2 separate regions of the Homo sapiens genome follow, and region 1 is linked to region 2. Evidence: read pairs that join two places in POLR2A ChIA-PET (ENCODE). Cell type or tissue: PC-9. All regions are shown on one strand. Each heading gives the region's core, and the rest is flanking DNA. Links, peaks and the distances in the headings are about the cores only.

The links. Peaks named below come from ENCODE experiments on the same cell type or tissue, not always from the same donor. Only the 100,000 strongest peaks of a DNase experiment are listed, where the experiment ranks them.
Region 1: POLR2A ChIA-PET joins it to region 2 with 5 read pairs; 2 of 35 experiments call an interaction of 5 or more read pairs at or near these places.

What each region holds. Positions count from the first base shown.
Region 1 is chr20:59,078,447-59,086,460 of GRCh38, forward strand. No RefSeq gene overlaps it. Among named protein-coding and RNA genes, the nearest start is that of SLMO2-ATP5E, 40 kb to the left of the region's middle. In PC-9, for the core only: a CTCF peak has its summit at 3,793; DNase peaks (open chromatin) are centred at 3,925 and 4,735; H3K27ac peaks cover 1,594 bases.
Region 2 is chr20:58,330,146-58,338,159 of GRCh38, forward strand. The region is part of intron 2 of RAB22A (RAB22A, member RAS oncogene family); the gene reads left to right. Among named protein-coding and RNA genes, the nearest start is that of RAB22A, 24 kb to the left of the region's middle. In PC-9, for the core only: no CTCF peak of the experiment used is centred there; no DNase peak of the experiment used is centred there.

The DNA of each region.
Region 1 (8,014 bases), core at 1,955-6,954, 750 kb after region 2:
AAGGGACCGGTTATGACACTAACAAGTAGGTATGCGCCAAAAGCATGTTACTAGCCTAAGAATATGAATGACAAATCATGTTGTTTTCCCACATGGAATAAAAGTACTTTTCCTAGGGCAGAAATGATTTGTTCATCATGACCATAATGATCATCTGTACCATGCGTCTAGGCTAGAAATTCACCCCCCACAAACCTTCCATTTACTCCTAATTTCCATGAATTAGTTATTTCAATGCTCCCCAAATAGTCTAGTTGACTATAAACCTTTTCATACTCCTTAAACTACAATAACCCTTGATTTTAAAAATAGAGCCTTGCATTACTAATGCTATACCAATTTTTAAACACCATGCTCTGAAAAAATAAAAGCCTATTACTGTAAGTTTTATATTAAGTTTTTCTGGAAGTGGGTACATACAAATAACTGCTGTGCAATTTCGATGTACAGGAATAACAAAAAATACTTAAAAATGTTACTCATCTTGTCCATAGAATATTTATTCTTCAATTACTAATTACACGTAGGACTTTCAAGGTGCAGAAAATGGGCACTTCTTTGGTAAGCAGTGACACATGTCATCAACTCCACAATTTTACTTTAGGATCCACAAAGTGGACCGCCACCAAAGAGGGGGGTCTTTCTTGCCTTGGTAATGACAACTACATACACCATCATCATCATCTTTTTTTTTTTTTTGAGATGGAGTCTTGCTGTGTCATCTAGGCTGGAGTGCAGTGGCGCGATCTCGGCTCACTGCAACCTCTGCCTCCCGGGTTCATGCGATTCTCCTGCCTCAGCCTCCCGAGTAACTGGGAATCCAGGTGCCTGCCACCACACCCGGCTAATTTTTGTATTTTTAGTAGAGACAGGGTTTCACCATATTGACCCGGCTGGTCTCGATCTCCTGACCTTGTGATCCGCCCGCCTCGGCCTCCCAAAGTGCTGGGATTACAGGCATGAGCCACTGCGCCCGGCCCTAAACTATCATCTTCTTAACAAAAGGTTAAAGAAGCCCAACACTATGATGGTCACACAGCAGAGGGAAGAACAGACACTGTCTCTAACGAACAGTAATGATCCGTTTTAAAGGGTGGCATCTAATTGTCCAAGGGAACTACCTAGTTTTAGGATTTAATCAAACCAATGAGTTATTCCTTAAACCCAAATTATCTTTTTAAATATTTATCTACTTATTTATTTTTTGAGACAAGTTCTCACTCTGTCACCCAGGCTGGAGTGCAGTGGAGCGATCTTGGCTCACTGAAACCTCTTCTTCCTGGGTTCAAATGATTCTCCAGACCCAGCTTCCTGTGTAGCTGGGACTATTTATGTAAGCCACCAATGCCCAGCTAAGTTTTGTATTTTTTAGTAGAGATGGGGTTTCGCCATGTTGGCTAGGCTAGTCTCGAACTCCTGGCCTCAAATGATCCACCTGCCTCGGCCTCCCAAAGTGCTGGGATTATAGGTGTGAGCCACCATGTCCGGCCCTTGAACCCAAATTATTGAACCTGAACAACCCAATGGTTATATGTGATTGCTTATAAATTAAGCTGTCTCCATTAAAGGGCTTTTCACGTAAATTTAAAAGTGTCATATCTCATGGATAATTTTAATGCACAGTATTGGTCGTACGCTAAAATATAGGGGAAAATTCTCACGTGCAAATAAATAAAGGTTTGTACAGGTTTGGTACCAGCAGGTTTTAATGCAGGGAGTGGTGTTTTTTTTTTTTTTTCTTTTTCCCAGAGATCCAGAGATATTTTGGAAAGAATGAGTAACTTACAAACAAGGAGTCAGGAATGACAGGAATATGACAGGAAATGTAAATTGGATCAATATTTCTTTTTTTTTTTCTTTTTCTTCTTTTCTTTCTTTCTTTTTTCTTTTTTTTGAGACAGAGTCTCATTCTGTCACCCAGGCTAGAGTGCAGTGGCATGATCTTGGCCCACTGCAACCTCTGCCTCCTGGATTCAAGGGATTCTCCTGCCTCAGCCTCCCAAGTAGCTGGGATTACAGGCGCCTGCCACCATGCCTGGCTAATTTTTGAATTTTTAGTAGAGACAGGGTTTCGCCATGTTGGCCAGGCTGATCTTGAACTCCTGACCTCAGGTGATCCACCTGCCTCGACCTCCCAAAGTGCTGGGATTACAGATGTGAGTCACTGTGCCCCGCCTGGATCAATATTTCTTGAAGGCAATTTGTCAATACATGTCTGAAGCCTTAGCTTTATTTTTTTCTCCAAGAAATCTACTTTTAGGGACATATATGGAAGATACAATAAATTTATGTAAAGATTGTGCCACGAGCATGTCCACCATAGCATTGCTTATCAAAACAGAAAATTACTAATTTCAATGTCCACCCTCAGGGCACCAGGTAAAACAAATCGTATGTCCACACCGTGGCATTAAAAATGAGGCAGGAAGGGAAATGTAAATCCAAAACATGATGAGATACCATTTCATACACACTGCGTTGGCCATCATCAAAAACTGGAAAAGAAGCTTTGGTGAGGATTGGAGAAAGTAGAATCCTCATGCATTGCCAGTAAGAATATAAAATGGTTTAGCAATTGTGGAAAACAGTTTGACAGTTCTTCAAAAATTAAACATAGAATTATCCTACAACCCAACAATTCCACTCCTACCTGAATACCCAAAGAATTGAAAACAGCAACTGAAACAAATACAGGTACACGCATGTTTATAGTAGCTCTATTCACAATAGCCAAAAGGTGGAAATGACCCAAGTGTCAATCAGCAGAGGAATGGATAAACAAACGGTGCTGTAGGCATGCAGCAGAATGTTATTCTGCTATAAAGGAAGGAAGTTCTGATATTTGCTACAATGTGCATATAAGCCTTGAAAAAATTATGCTAAGTGAAAGACACCAGACACACAAGGTAACATATTGTGTGATTCCATTTATATGAAACATCCAGAATAAGGCAAATCCATAGAGACGGAAAGACTAATGGTTGCCAGGGGGCTGGGAGGAGGAGTGAGCCGGGGAGGGACTGCCTAATGGATATAGGTTTTCCTTCCGGCGTGATGAAAATGTTCTGGACCTGGGTAGAGGGGGTGGTTGTACAACACTGTGAATGTACTAGTGACACTGAATTGTTAATTTAAAAATGGTTAATGGTTAATGTTACGTTACTTTTTCCCTCAAGATAATAAAACGATGGAGAAGAATATTTCTTGAAAAGGGAAGATGTTCACCACATATTTGGGGGGAAAAGTGTAAAAGTAGGGAAATACTATCGCAAGGACAAAAAACCAAACACCGCATGTTCTCACTCATAGGTGGGAATTGAACAACGAGAACACATGGACACAGGATGGGGAACATCACACACCGGGGACTGTTGTGGGGTGGGGGGAGGGGGGAGGGATAGCATTAGGAGATATACCTAATGTAAATGAAGAGTTAATGGGTGCAGCACACCAACATGGCACATGTATACATATGTAACAAACCTGCACGTTGTGCACATGTACCCTAAAACTTAAAGTATAATAATAATAAAATTAAAAAAAAGTAGGGAAATAAAAGTGGATATAGGAATTATTGTACTTGCTAAAATAATTTTATAAATCAACACTATATATAAAAATATAAACACATATGAATATGTATTTTATAACATATAAAGAATACATAAACGGACAAAGGCTTTACAGAAAAAAGCCCCTAGTGGTGATTCTCGGGTAGAGGGATTATGTGGTAGGATTATGGTTGACTTAATTGTTTTCTTATCTGTCCTTCCAAATATCTCATAATGAGCATGTCATACTTTGTATTAAGAAAAAAATTGTATAGGTGATATAATAAAAATAGGAATGTAAAATCAGGATTATGTATGTCTGTTGACTCATAACATGCCTCCATAGAATCCAGTAATAACATGGATAGCTTTTCCATGAGCTCATCTGTATGATCAGGCAAATGGTGTCCTGTGAAACCCAATCACGCAGTGGAAAGCAGGATATACCATGCTGAGCAAACAAGTCAGGCACCCTCAAGTGGCTCCACTGTGCTATTCAAAGACTTCAGCCTCTTAGTTGAGATAATATTGAGGTAATTACAGTAACATAATTAAGTTATGTGACTTTGGAATGCACTAAAAAGAAATATACTTAAAAGAAATAGCATGTCAAGAAAATAAGCCAACCTACTGCATTTAAATAATCCTTTAACAAAATGTAATTTGCTTAAAATCCTTAATAAGAGCTCATTCTTTTATTCATAAAGTATATCAAAATGTGATCAATTTTCCTATAATGAAATAAAATCTGATATTTGTTTACTATTTTTTACTACTATTTCAAGTTGCTGTTAAAAGAAAGCTACCCAAATGAAAATATCTGTATTTTCATCCTTTAAGAAAACTTGGTAAAAACGAAAAATTTCAAAACAGGGAATCATGTGACTATGAATTGCATGACATTAAAAAAAATGGAATTATTCTATGAAAGAATGAGCTTTCACTGCATTTCAAAAAATTTCAGTTTTCCTGCTTCTATAGTTACTTTAATTCTTTCAGGTTCTCTCTGTAAACACAATTGCTTGTCTAGATGTTACTAATTGTTATCATGAAGGTTCCCTTCTGATCTCACCTAATTTTCTTTCCTATTAGCAGAGGCTGATATTCATTCATCCAAAAAGTATTTGAGGAGTGTCTACCACATTCCAGACCACATGCTCAGAGCCTGGTGGACTGAGCATCACTGGCCCTACCCTCAGGCCATAAATGGGCTGTCCAGTGCCGAGAATAGCAGTGCCTCACAGGCATTTGGTACATATGCATTGAATATTGGCCTTAGGAGGAGGGATCAGGGTGAACCTGTGTGTACACATTACAGCCTCTCCCAGGGTTGTGGGTTGTCCATGTGAACTTGGGCATTATTACATCATGGCAGGTGGATAAGGGCTAACATCCATTGAGCATCCACTGAATTCTGGGCAGAACGCTGAACGCTTTACTTGCACTAGGTGATTCACATCCCATTGATCTAGGGACTACCATCACCACACTCTACAGATGTGAAAACTGAGGCCCAAGGCAGTTAAATATATTACTTGCCTGGGGTCACACGTAGTGAAATCTGGCGATTGCATCTTCCTGCCAAGGGCATGGAGAAAGAGGAAAGTGATAAAGACCAGAGGTGTGTTCTTGGGAATGCCCTCCAACTAGGGGAAGAGGGGACAGGACAGCAGAGCGGCAGGAGAAAGGGCATGGAGGGACTTCCTAAATTCCTATATGTTCAATGAATTACGAGGATGCTTCAAGAAAAGCTGGCTCACAGGAAGTTTGGGCTGGACGGGAAGGAGGGCCCAGAAGCACTTGGTATCTAGGAACTGGGGGCCTTCCAAGGAGTACCTTCAGCTACATGGGTAGGATATGGCTGAGTTCCTGGGCCTAAGAAGGCGGCTGAGCTATGGAGGCAAGGTGTTTTTCCCAAAAGGCTTGGAGTGGCGGGCGTGAATCCGCTTAGAGGGATGTCTTGAGTCGGGAGAGAATCCAGGCAAGAATTGCTTCAGGCCAGGATGAGTTAGCAGAGAGGCTGAAGACATTTGAGAGCTGAAGGCTGGAGAAAGCTCCGAGAGGAGCTGAGAGACAGGGCACAGTGACCCCCAGCTCAGCAGAGGGCAGGGGAAGGAGACTTTTGGCTCCAATGGGGAACTGAAGAAGACATCTGAGTAAAATATTAGGCAGTGTGATCTGGCGTGAGGCGGGAGATGAGGTGGGCAGGCAAGACTCAGCATGGCTGAATGGGCAGCTTGATGGCCCAGGCACATGCTGGCTCCTTTGTCATTCCAGAGGGTGACTTTCTGTTCCAGGCTAGTGATGCCATTTTTTCCCCATTCACGGTAGTTTCATAAAGTTCTCTTTTAAAATAAACCTATTTAGATAAAATAAATAAATCCATTAAGGGAAGAGGAAAGCAAATAATGGTACAGATGGTGCAGGGATGTGGCAAAAATTGTGAAGGGGTGTGGGTGAGTGAAGATTGGACAACATTGCATACAGGAGCACATTTCCTAGTTAAAAATCATTTAAAATTTAATTAAAAAAAATTTACAGTTAATTGCTTCACCTGCAATGCTGGAAACTGTCTAGGTGGGACCGAATCTGAGCCAAAACCAACACCCGCCCAGGGAGAAGAGGGTTGAGTCCTTGGCAGGGGTTCCCGGCTGTTCTTGGCAGAGAATGTGGCCTGGAGAAGCTGTCCAGCTGGCTCGAACATGTGGATTTGCAGCTGTACACTCAAACCGGGTTCCATACTATTTTTTTTTAATGAACTAGTTACCCTTGTTTCAGTGCCCCATTAAAATGTTTTTGGGCTGGGTATGGTGGCTCATGCTTTTAATCCCAGCATTTGGGAAGGGTGAGACAGGAGAATCGCTTGAGCCCAGGAGGTCGAGGCTGCAGTGACCCTTGGTCACATTGCTGCACTCCAGCCTGGGCAACAGAGTGAGACCCTGTCTCAAAAAAACAACAAAAAAAATGAGGTTTATGAAATGCTTTTCATTATGAGGATTAGAAATACTTGGATTTTCTCTGTAATGAGAATTATGAAACCAGTTGGGCCACTCAGCCTCTCTAGCCTGGGCAACAGAGTGAGACCCTGTCTCAAAAAAATATATTTTTTTGCCTCACGCCTGTAATCCCAGCACTTTGGGAGGCCAAGGTGGGTGGATCATGAGGTCAAGAGATCAAGACCATCCTGGTCAATATGGTGAAACCCCGTCTCTACTAAAAATACAAAAATTAGCTGGGTATGGTGCCACGTGCCTGTAGTCCCAAGCTACTCAGGAGGCTGAGGCAGGAGAATCATTTGAACCCAGGAGGTGGAGGTTGCAGTGAGCCGAGATCGTGCTATTGCGATCCAGCCTGGTGACAGAGTGAGACTCTGTCTCAAAAAAAGAAAAAAAAAATTTAATGCTCCTGTTCAGGCAATATTTTGTTTTGTCTTACTCTATAACTTCAAGGCATTTCAAAAGAAAATTAAAAATCTTTGCTCTAATGGGCTAAGAAGCAAAGGAAATGGACTGATAGGGTTTGATCTGACGGTGTCCTCTATGGCCAACATCATTGCGTCTCTGCTGAGAACCCATAGCCTTTTTTGATTCTGGGCACTGAGACATAAACAAGACCTAAAGACAAATGCCAGCTTCTTATTAGATTTTAACCTTTCTTTCAGATTTTCTTTGGAATACTGAATGGACTAATCAATTTTCCTATTTTCATTCTAGAAACTCAAATAGTACTTGCCAGGTAGAGATGAAAAGACAGTAGGTTCCAGAACCCTTTCTTTCTTCTAGGACATACACGGGGCACACAAGCAGTTTTATAAGTTACAAACATATGCAGAGAATAAAATTTTAACATAAAAGAAAAGTGTGAAATGCCTCATAACATTAACTTTTATTCATGTATGGAGAAAAATCACTATTTCCCCCTATTTGCTTCATTTAAAAATTTCCTCCAGTGAAATACAATTAGTTGCTGAAAAAAGGTAACCCTAGGAACAAAATGCTGTGCACCTGTGTCTTCTAGACTTTCAGTGGTGTTGCTGTGCCACCCTCAGCTGTCAGGTCAAAGATTAGTTAGGATGAAACTTTTCTGGGGCAGAATGAATGCATAATTGCATTTAAAAATGAATCTGCTTGATACTCAAGATTACTTGCCTGCTCCATCCGTGAGATTCATAAAGAAATTAGGTCACTCAGTAGGACATAAGTTCAAAATTAAGACATTCCAATTTATCATGAGGACAAAGTACAGTTTCAAACAAAATCTTCTACATAAAGAAAGATTCAGCTAAATATCCATTAACCTAAAAATTAACAAAGGAAAACTTTGAAGACACAAATCGTGATTTTAGGGGGTCTTATTTTCTAGACAAGTTTTGAAAACATCAAAACATGGTTATGTAAACTGCTTTCAAAGATAAGACCCTTGATTACTGGTGCTGCAAAAATAGGAAACAAATATCAAATGAT
Region 2 (8,014 bases), core at 2,020-7,019:
ACAACAGTTGTGAGTATTTGCAAATTTTTATTCGTGGGGGGTCCTGAAACCAGTCCCCTGCGGATACTGAAGGATGACTATTCTGTTCAGTGTGTCTAATATTTTTCCCCCAGTATTTAGATACTGTCCTTAATTCTAGAATTTTCATTTGGTTCTTTTATATATTTTACATGCATAGTTCCCCCATCTGCTCACTCAATATGACTTTCTTTAAGTCTAGATTATATTTATAGTAGCTGTTTTTAACATCTGTATCTGCTCATTCCAGCGTCTGGATCATCTCAGGATCTGTTACATCTACTTTTTTTTTTCTCTTGACCTTGGGTCACATTTTCTTGGATTATCTAGTAGTTTTTTATATTGTACTGGACACTGCAGAAGATACGCTGCAAAGATTTTAGATTTTCGTATCTTCCACTGAAGAGTGCTGTTTTGTTTTAACAGAATGTTAAATTATGGGCTAATCATCTTGAACTTGTGGAAGCTTCATCTTAACACTTTGTTCAGACGGTTGTGTTGGGATGTCGCCTTATGACAAATCCTTATTCTTGGGACACTATCTTTGCTTCTGAGATATGGCCTACCTCATTATCATTGAAGGTGTCCAGTGAGCCTCTGGATTGGCAGGATTTAAACTCCCAACTTTTCTCCCCTACAGTTGGAAACAACTGAAATCTCTGCTCAGCTCTTTTTTTGGCCTTCCAGCTGTTGCTGTCCATTGGACTCCTTGGCATCTCCCCAGTTGCATGTGCAATTATAGGAATCAGCTGTGGCTCTGAGAGGAGTCTGTGTATGGATTTGCAGCTCCTTCTTTTCTAGAACATCCCCTCTCTATTTCCAGCCACACTGGCAGCCCTGAACCTCATCCTCTGTCACTTCTAGCCAACGCTGGTGGTTTGTCCTCACCTTGATTTTTTATCACTTTCTTCCTCTCTTACTGCATTTCAGCCACATGGCCCTTCTTTTCAAACATTTGAAAAGAAATACAGAGACCCAACTCAAGGTCTCTGTATTTACTGTTTCCTCTTTTTGAAATGTTCTCCCCCCTCTAAATATTGGAATGGTTGGATCTTCTTCCCTTTTAGGATTCCTCCAAGTTTTTGCTATCATCCTATCTCAAATTGCCACTCCAGTCACTATCACCACACAGTGTTTTTTTTAATCTTCGTAGTAAATATTAAAATCTATAATCATCTATTTGTTTATTTATTGTCAGTTCCTGCCACTTGATTATAAGCTGTATGAGAAGAGGAACCGTATCTGAAATGACCACAGACAGCTGTATCCTCAGCCCACAATAGACGCTCAGTAAAAAATTATTATTGAAGATTTTCATAATTATATACATTTATTGTCTATTTAACCAATCTCTTATTGACCGTTCTCTTATCAGCTTTTACCCCCATTATTCCATTGAAACACCATTGTTGTAGAGTTTGACTAAATATAAACCACAAATATAATTCGCTTTTTATTGTATTTGCCCTCTAGAAGTATTTGGCATTATCTTGACTTTTTTTTTTAATCCTTTGGTTTCCTGGGATACGGTTCTGGTTCTCCTTTCTACCTCTTGGGGCTTCCTCCTTCTTGTGTTTCTTGGCTTCAATGTCCACCCCTAAAATGTCACAACAGAATTTCTTGCATAGTCTGTGTCTCTTCCTAGGTGATTTCATTCACACTCAGCACTTTGATGGCCACCTTTCTCTAGTGACTCCAGGTGACGGGTATTTAAACAGAGACACCTGGGACTCCACATATCTACCACTGAACTCCTCTTTCTCCTCGGTCATCCCCAAGTACCTTGTTCTGCCTTGCCATAAGGGAGCATTTAACAAGTCCTTCGTACAACCACTGTAAACAACAACTTAGCAAAAATTATCAAATGTAAGTAGTAATGATAACGATGGGCATATTATATCCTTTAAATGTAATAACTCAGTCCTTTAAACAATCCACTATGCTTTCCAACTCATAAAAAGTCACAAGAGACCATCATTCTCACCCAAACAGCCAAAACAAGCAAGATAAGTTTTTAAAAGCCCATTAGGCAGCTGAGCACACAAAGAAACCTAAATAAACTAAACTTCAATAAGTGATAGACCATTCAGAAGAGAGCCGTAGCTGCTCTCATCCTCTATTGAAACAGAGGGACAGGGAAACTTTGCCATAGATGGGAACAGTTGGGCTCTTAACTGTGGAGACTTGAAGTGGGGCAGGTGAGCTCAGAGCAAACTCTTCACAGGAATTTCTACTTTTGCTGGGCATAGGGTGACAGCAGCCAAGGTGCAAGAATCCATGGGTGGAGCTGCAAAGCAAAGGAATCTCTTAAAAATCTTGATCTGATTCACTGACCCTCTCCTCTGCTGTGTCCAGTCATCTTATAAAATGTCCATATAAAGTCAGATAAGTAGAAAGTATCCAAACTGAAATGCAAAGAGAAGAGAAAGATATTTTTAAAAGACATCCAAAATCTGTAAGGTGCTGTCAGTTTCACAATTGGCTTCCCTGAAAGAAAGGAGAAGGACAAAGGAAAAGAATAATTCAAGAGATAAAAGGTAGGAGCTTTCCACAATTGATGGAAGTGATCAATGTATAAATCTGATAATTTCTGCAAACTCGTCAGGATAAATACAAAACAAACCACAACTCCACAGTCTAGGTATATCATAGTCAAACTGCTGATAACCGGAAATAAAGAGCAGATCTTAAAAGCAATCAGAAGAGGGATAAAAAACATGTTATATACAGGAGGACAGTGATAATAATTATCTCTGACTTTTCAGCACAAACAGTGGAGGTCAGAGTATAATGATACAGCATCTTTAACATAGTTTAAAAATATATATATATAGGCGGGGTGTGGTGGCTCACACCTGTGATCCCAGTACTTCTGGAGGCCAAGGCAAGTGGATCACCTGAGGTCAGGAGTTCAAGACCCAGCCTGGCCAATATGGTAAAACCCTGTCTCTACTAAAAATACAAAAATTAGCAGGGTGTGGTGGCGGGTACGTGTAATGCCAGCTACTTGGGAGGCTGAGGCAGGAGAACCACTTGAACCCAGGAGGCGGAGGTTGCAGTGAGCAAGATCATGCCATTGCACTCCAGCCTGGGCGACAGAGTGAGACTCCATCATAAATAAATAAATAAATAAATAAATAAATAAATCCCGCCAGCTAATTCTGTATCCAGCAATAATTAATTAATTAAACCTGCCAACTAATCTGTATCCAGCAAAAACTTTCTTCAAAAATAAAGGTGAATGGAGACATTTTCAGACAAAAGCTGAGTTTGTCTACAGTAGGCCCATATCAAGAAATATTAACAGGAGCCTATTTCATCCAGCTAAAAACACTATTGGCTTTAAATATATATGTAACAATTATATTGTTTGTTTGTAACATATGAAGAAGTTAAGTAACAGGCAACAGGAGCACAATGGATGGGAGGGAAATATATGAATATGTGGAATTCAGCTGGCAGAGTCTTACATTGTTCATGAAATAGTATAATATTTGGAAGTAGATTGAAATTTAAAGATGCATACTGTAATCTCTAGAGAAACTATTGAAAAAATAGAGACACACAGAGAGGTATAGCTGAAAATCCAACACAAGACATAAAATCGAGGGCCCAGTGCCATGGCTCACACTTATAATCCCAGTGCTTTGGGAGGCCAAGTTAAGGGATGAATGCTGGAGGCCAGACGTTCAAGACCAGCTTGGGTGGCATAGCGAGACCCTGTCTCTACAAGAGAATGAAAAAATTAGCTGGATTTTATGAGCCACACCTTTAGTCCTAGCTACTTGGGAGACTGAGGTGGGAGGATTGCTTGAGCCCAGGAGTTCAAGGCTACTGTGAACCATTATTGTGCCATTACACTTCTTTAAAAAAAAATTTTTTTTTGGCCAGGCTCAGTGGCTCACACCTGTAATCGCAGCACTTTGGGAGGCCGAGGCAGGTGGATCACCTGAGGTCAGGAGTTTGAGACCACCCTGGCCAACATGGTGAAACCGCGTCTCTACTAAAAACACAAAAAAACATTAGCTGGGTGTGGTGGCGGGTGCCTGTAATCCCAACTACTTGGGAGGCTGAGGCATGAGAATCGCTCGAACCTGGGAGGTGGAGATTGCAGTAAGCAGAGGTGGCACCACTGTACTGCAGCCTGGGCGACAAGAGCGAAAGTCCATCTCAAAAAAAAAAAAAATTCTTTTTTTTAAGAAGCTGAATACTGCCGTCCATATTTGATCTATCCAAAGAAGATAGAAAAAGAAGAGCAGAGAAACAAATACCAAAATGGGAAACATTAAACCTGCCATATAAATAATTATATTGACTGTAAGTTTTCTTATTTTGAGCTTTTTTTTTTCTTTTTTTTAAATTACAGACTTCATGTTTTGCCTGGGATAGGGACAGTAGTTAACTGGAAATGGGCATGAGGAAACCTTCTGGTCATTGGAGATGTCATGCGTCTTATTCTGAGCAGTAGTTACACAAGAATATTTTTGATGGACTCCGTGATATAAAATATATCACAATGTCTGTGAATATAATGTCTGACAATTTTACTATGTTTACCAACTTTGTACTTTTTTTTTTTTTTTTGGCCTTATTGTATTGGCTAGACCCTGTAGTCCAGTGTTGAATCAAAATGTATGAGTAGACATCCATGCCCTGTTCTTAGGGAATAGCTAAAATTAAAAGAGTAACCAAATGTTGGCAAGAATATGGAATAACTAGAACTCCATAAATTTCTAATAAAAGTATAAATGGTTTAACTACTTTGGAAGACTCTTTTTATGTTTATAAAAACACTTGTACAAAAATGTTTATAGCAGGCTTGTTCATTATAGCCAAAAACTTGAAACAACTTAAATCTCTCAACATAAGAATGGGCAAAGTGCGATATAGTCACGCAATTGAATACCATCTGGCAATAAAAAAACACTGTAGATGAATTTCAAAACCATTGTTAAATGAAAGAAGCTAGACACAATAGAGTACCTATTTTATGATTCCATTTATTTGAAATCCAAGGACAGTTAACCCTCATCTCTGAAGTGGAAGTCAGAAACGGCTTGTGTGGAATGGGGACACTCTTAGTATGCTGTTATGCCGTCACCTCATTCCCTTTGCCTCAGCAGTTCTGCTTCTAGGTCTTTGTCGTACAGATAAACTCACATCATTTCTAAACCAATTAAAAATTCTCCAAGGTTGGCACTTGCAGCATTGTTGATGAGTGGGGGTCTGATTATATCCATCATGGTGCAGGTACTCAATATAATACAGGAAAAAAGCCATCTTCAGAAAACTTGATATACTTAGGTTGGATGATCTCCTAGGTATAGGATAGAGAAAAAAAAATCAAAGGTATGTAGTATGTATTGCCATCTGTGTTTAAAAATAAAAGAGCATATGGGGAAACTGTATATGCATGTGCTTTATCTAAACCTAATGTATTTCTGAAAGGAGGTCTAAGAAACTGCTAAGATCAAACTTCCAGGGAGAGGAATTCAATGGCTGGAAAAGGAAGGTGGGAGATGTTTGGGTCTATCCTTGTTTTGTACGTTTTGAATATTGAAACATATGACTGTATTACCTATTTTAAAAATTAAAGAATACAGTTACAGTTTGGAAATAACTGAAATAGTTCATCACACACAGAGTTGGCTGAACTGACAGAAGCCTGCTACATAGACTTGCTGAGAACTCTCCCTTTCCCTCACCGCAGTTGATACCTTGTGGATTTTGTATGTTAGTCTTAAGTTGTCCCTTTTGTCCCTTCCTGCCCATCCTATCTTTGTCCAGGATCATTTCCATGGGCCGCTTAGCTTGCTTCCCCTCCTTGCTGTTTGTTTTCTTTGTTTGTTTGTTTGTTTGTTTTTGAGACAGTCTCTCGCTCTGTCGCCCAGGGTGGAGTGCAGTGGCACGATCTCAGCTCACTGCAACCTCCACCTCCTGGGTTCAAGCGATTCTCCTGCCTCAGCCTCCTGAGTAGCTGGAATTATAGGCGCCCACCACGACGCCCAGCTAATTTTTTTGTATTTTTAGTAGAGATGGGGTTTCACCATGTTGGCCAGGCTGGTCTCGTACTCCTGACCTCAAGTGATCCACTCGCCTTGGCCTTCCAAAGTGCTGGGATTACGGGTATGAGCCACGGCGCCCGGCCGCTGGTTTTTTTTCAATTATCCAGCCCAAAATGTCAGCCTTGCTGTTCTTTTTGACCCACTTCCCTTCGTCTTGTCTGTGCCCTCACAGGGCTTACTGTTCCCCAATTTTTGCCTACATCATCTGTCTCTACTTCTGTCCTGGAGGATCCTTAAAAGTAGAGACTTTAAGGATACTGCCTGGAATCTGGGGGGATAAAAAGTATTTTATTGTCTCTTGGGAAAAATAAAACTAGTTCATGAAACTGGTAGGTTTTAAATTTTACCAATATTGTTGCTTAGGCAAGGCTCAGTTTAAAAAAAGAGAGTGATTTTTTGAAATATTCAGTAGTAATTCAAACGAAGCAACATAATGCAAATGGTACATAGAAATGTACCTTTTTTAAAATATTTTTAGAATATCTCTGAAATATTCACTAGTAATACAAATGGAGCAGCATAAATGGGGTGGCGGAGCTCTGGCCTCCAGGAGATTCTGGCTTACAAGGAACAGGGCCTCACACCAAGGAGGCACTTGTTACCAGCCTTCACCTGCCTGGAGCCTTCTATGTGGTCACCTAACTGCACTCTGCCCACCCCACCCTCCAAGTCTAACCCTGCAGAGCAGCCAGGCTGCTGCTTGACATTCATGATTCTCTACTTTGATTCTTGCCGTTGCTCTTCATGGAATGGGACCCCCCTGGGGGTCCTCGCCCATCTTCTCCCTCAACTTTCTGGCTCAGCCCCATACTTCACCTCTTCTCTGAAGGCTTTCCTGATGCATTTGTTTCCTCTTGCTGCTTTAACACATCACAGCAAACTGAGCAGCTTTAAAAAACACACACTTACTCTTTTATAGTTCTGGAGGTGAGAAGTCCAAAGTCAGTTCACAAGATTAAAGTCAAAGTATTGACAGAGCTGGTCCTTCTGGAAGTTCTGAGGGGAGAATTCATTTCCATACCTTTTTCAGCTTTTAGCAACTGCCTTGGCTTGTGGCCCCTTCTTTCATCTTCAAGGCCCGTCATTCTCTTCTCCATTTCCATGTTCAGATCACCTTCTCTTCTGGCTCTCACTCCTCTTGGTCCCACCTGAGTAATACAGGGTCCTCTCTCCATCACAAGATCCTCAATTTAATCACATCGGGCAGGTCTCATTTGCCATTTAAGGGAATCTGTTCACAGGTTCTGAGGTTAAGGTGCAGATCCTAGGATGCCATCACCATTCTCCTGCTCACAGTCTGTCCATTCTTCACTTACCTCATAGGATAATTACCTGGTAATTATCTATTCACCTGACCAGTACCCCCAGTGTAAGCCACTTGAGGGCTGTGATGGGCTCTTTCTCACCTTGCCTGCCTGGTGTTCCTGCCATGTGGTAGAAGTCCAGGTGTTTGAAGGAGTGAACAGATTGCCCAGTACAAATAGCACTGTAGTTCAGAGCACAGACTTGAGGTTCGACTGCCTGGCTGTGGATCCTAACTGCACCTCTCACCAGCCCTGTCTATTCTGTGTCCCATCTGCAAAATGGTGATGAAGAATAAAACCCAGCCTGGAGCCCACAGTAGAGGGATTCAGTTGGGTCACATGTGAAATCATTAGAAGAGTGTCTAACAATAAAGTCAAGACAGTTTTGTCATTGTTGATTTTGTTTTTGATGTGAAATGGTATATGTTATGTAAATTATTATTGACAAGTTTAGGAAAGGATAAGCTTTTTGCTATTTAGTTATGTTTGTTTATTTTTTTTTATTTTTTTTTGAGACGGATCTCGCTCTTGTCGCCCAGACTGGAGTGCTATGGCGCAATCTCAGCTCACTGCATCCTCCATCTCCTGGGTTCAAGTAATTCTCCTGCCTCAGCCTCCTGAGTAGCT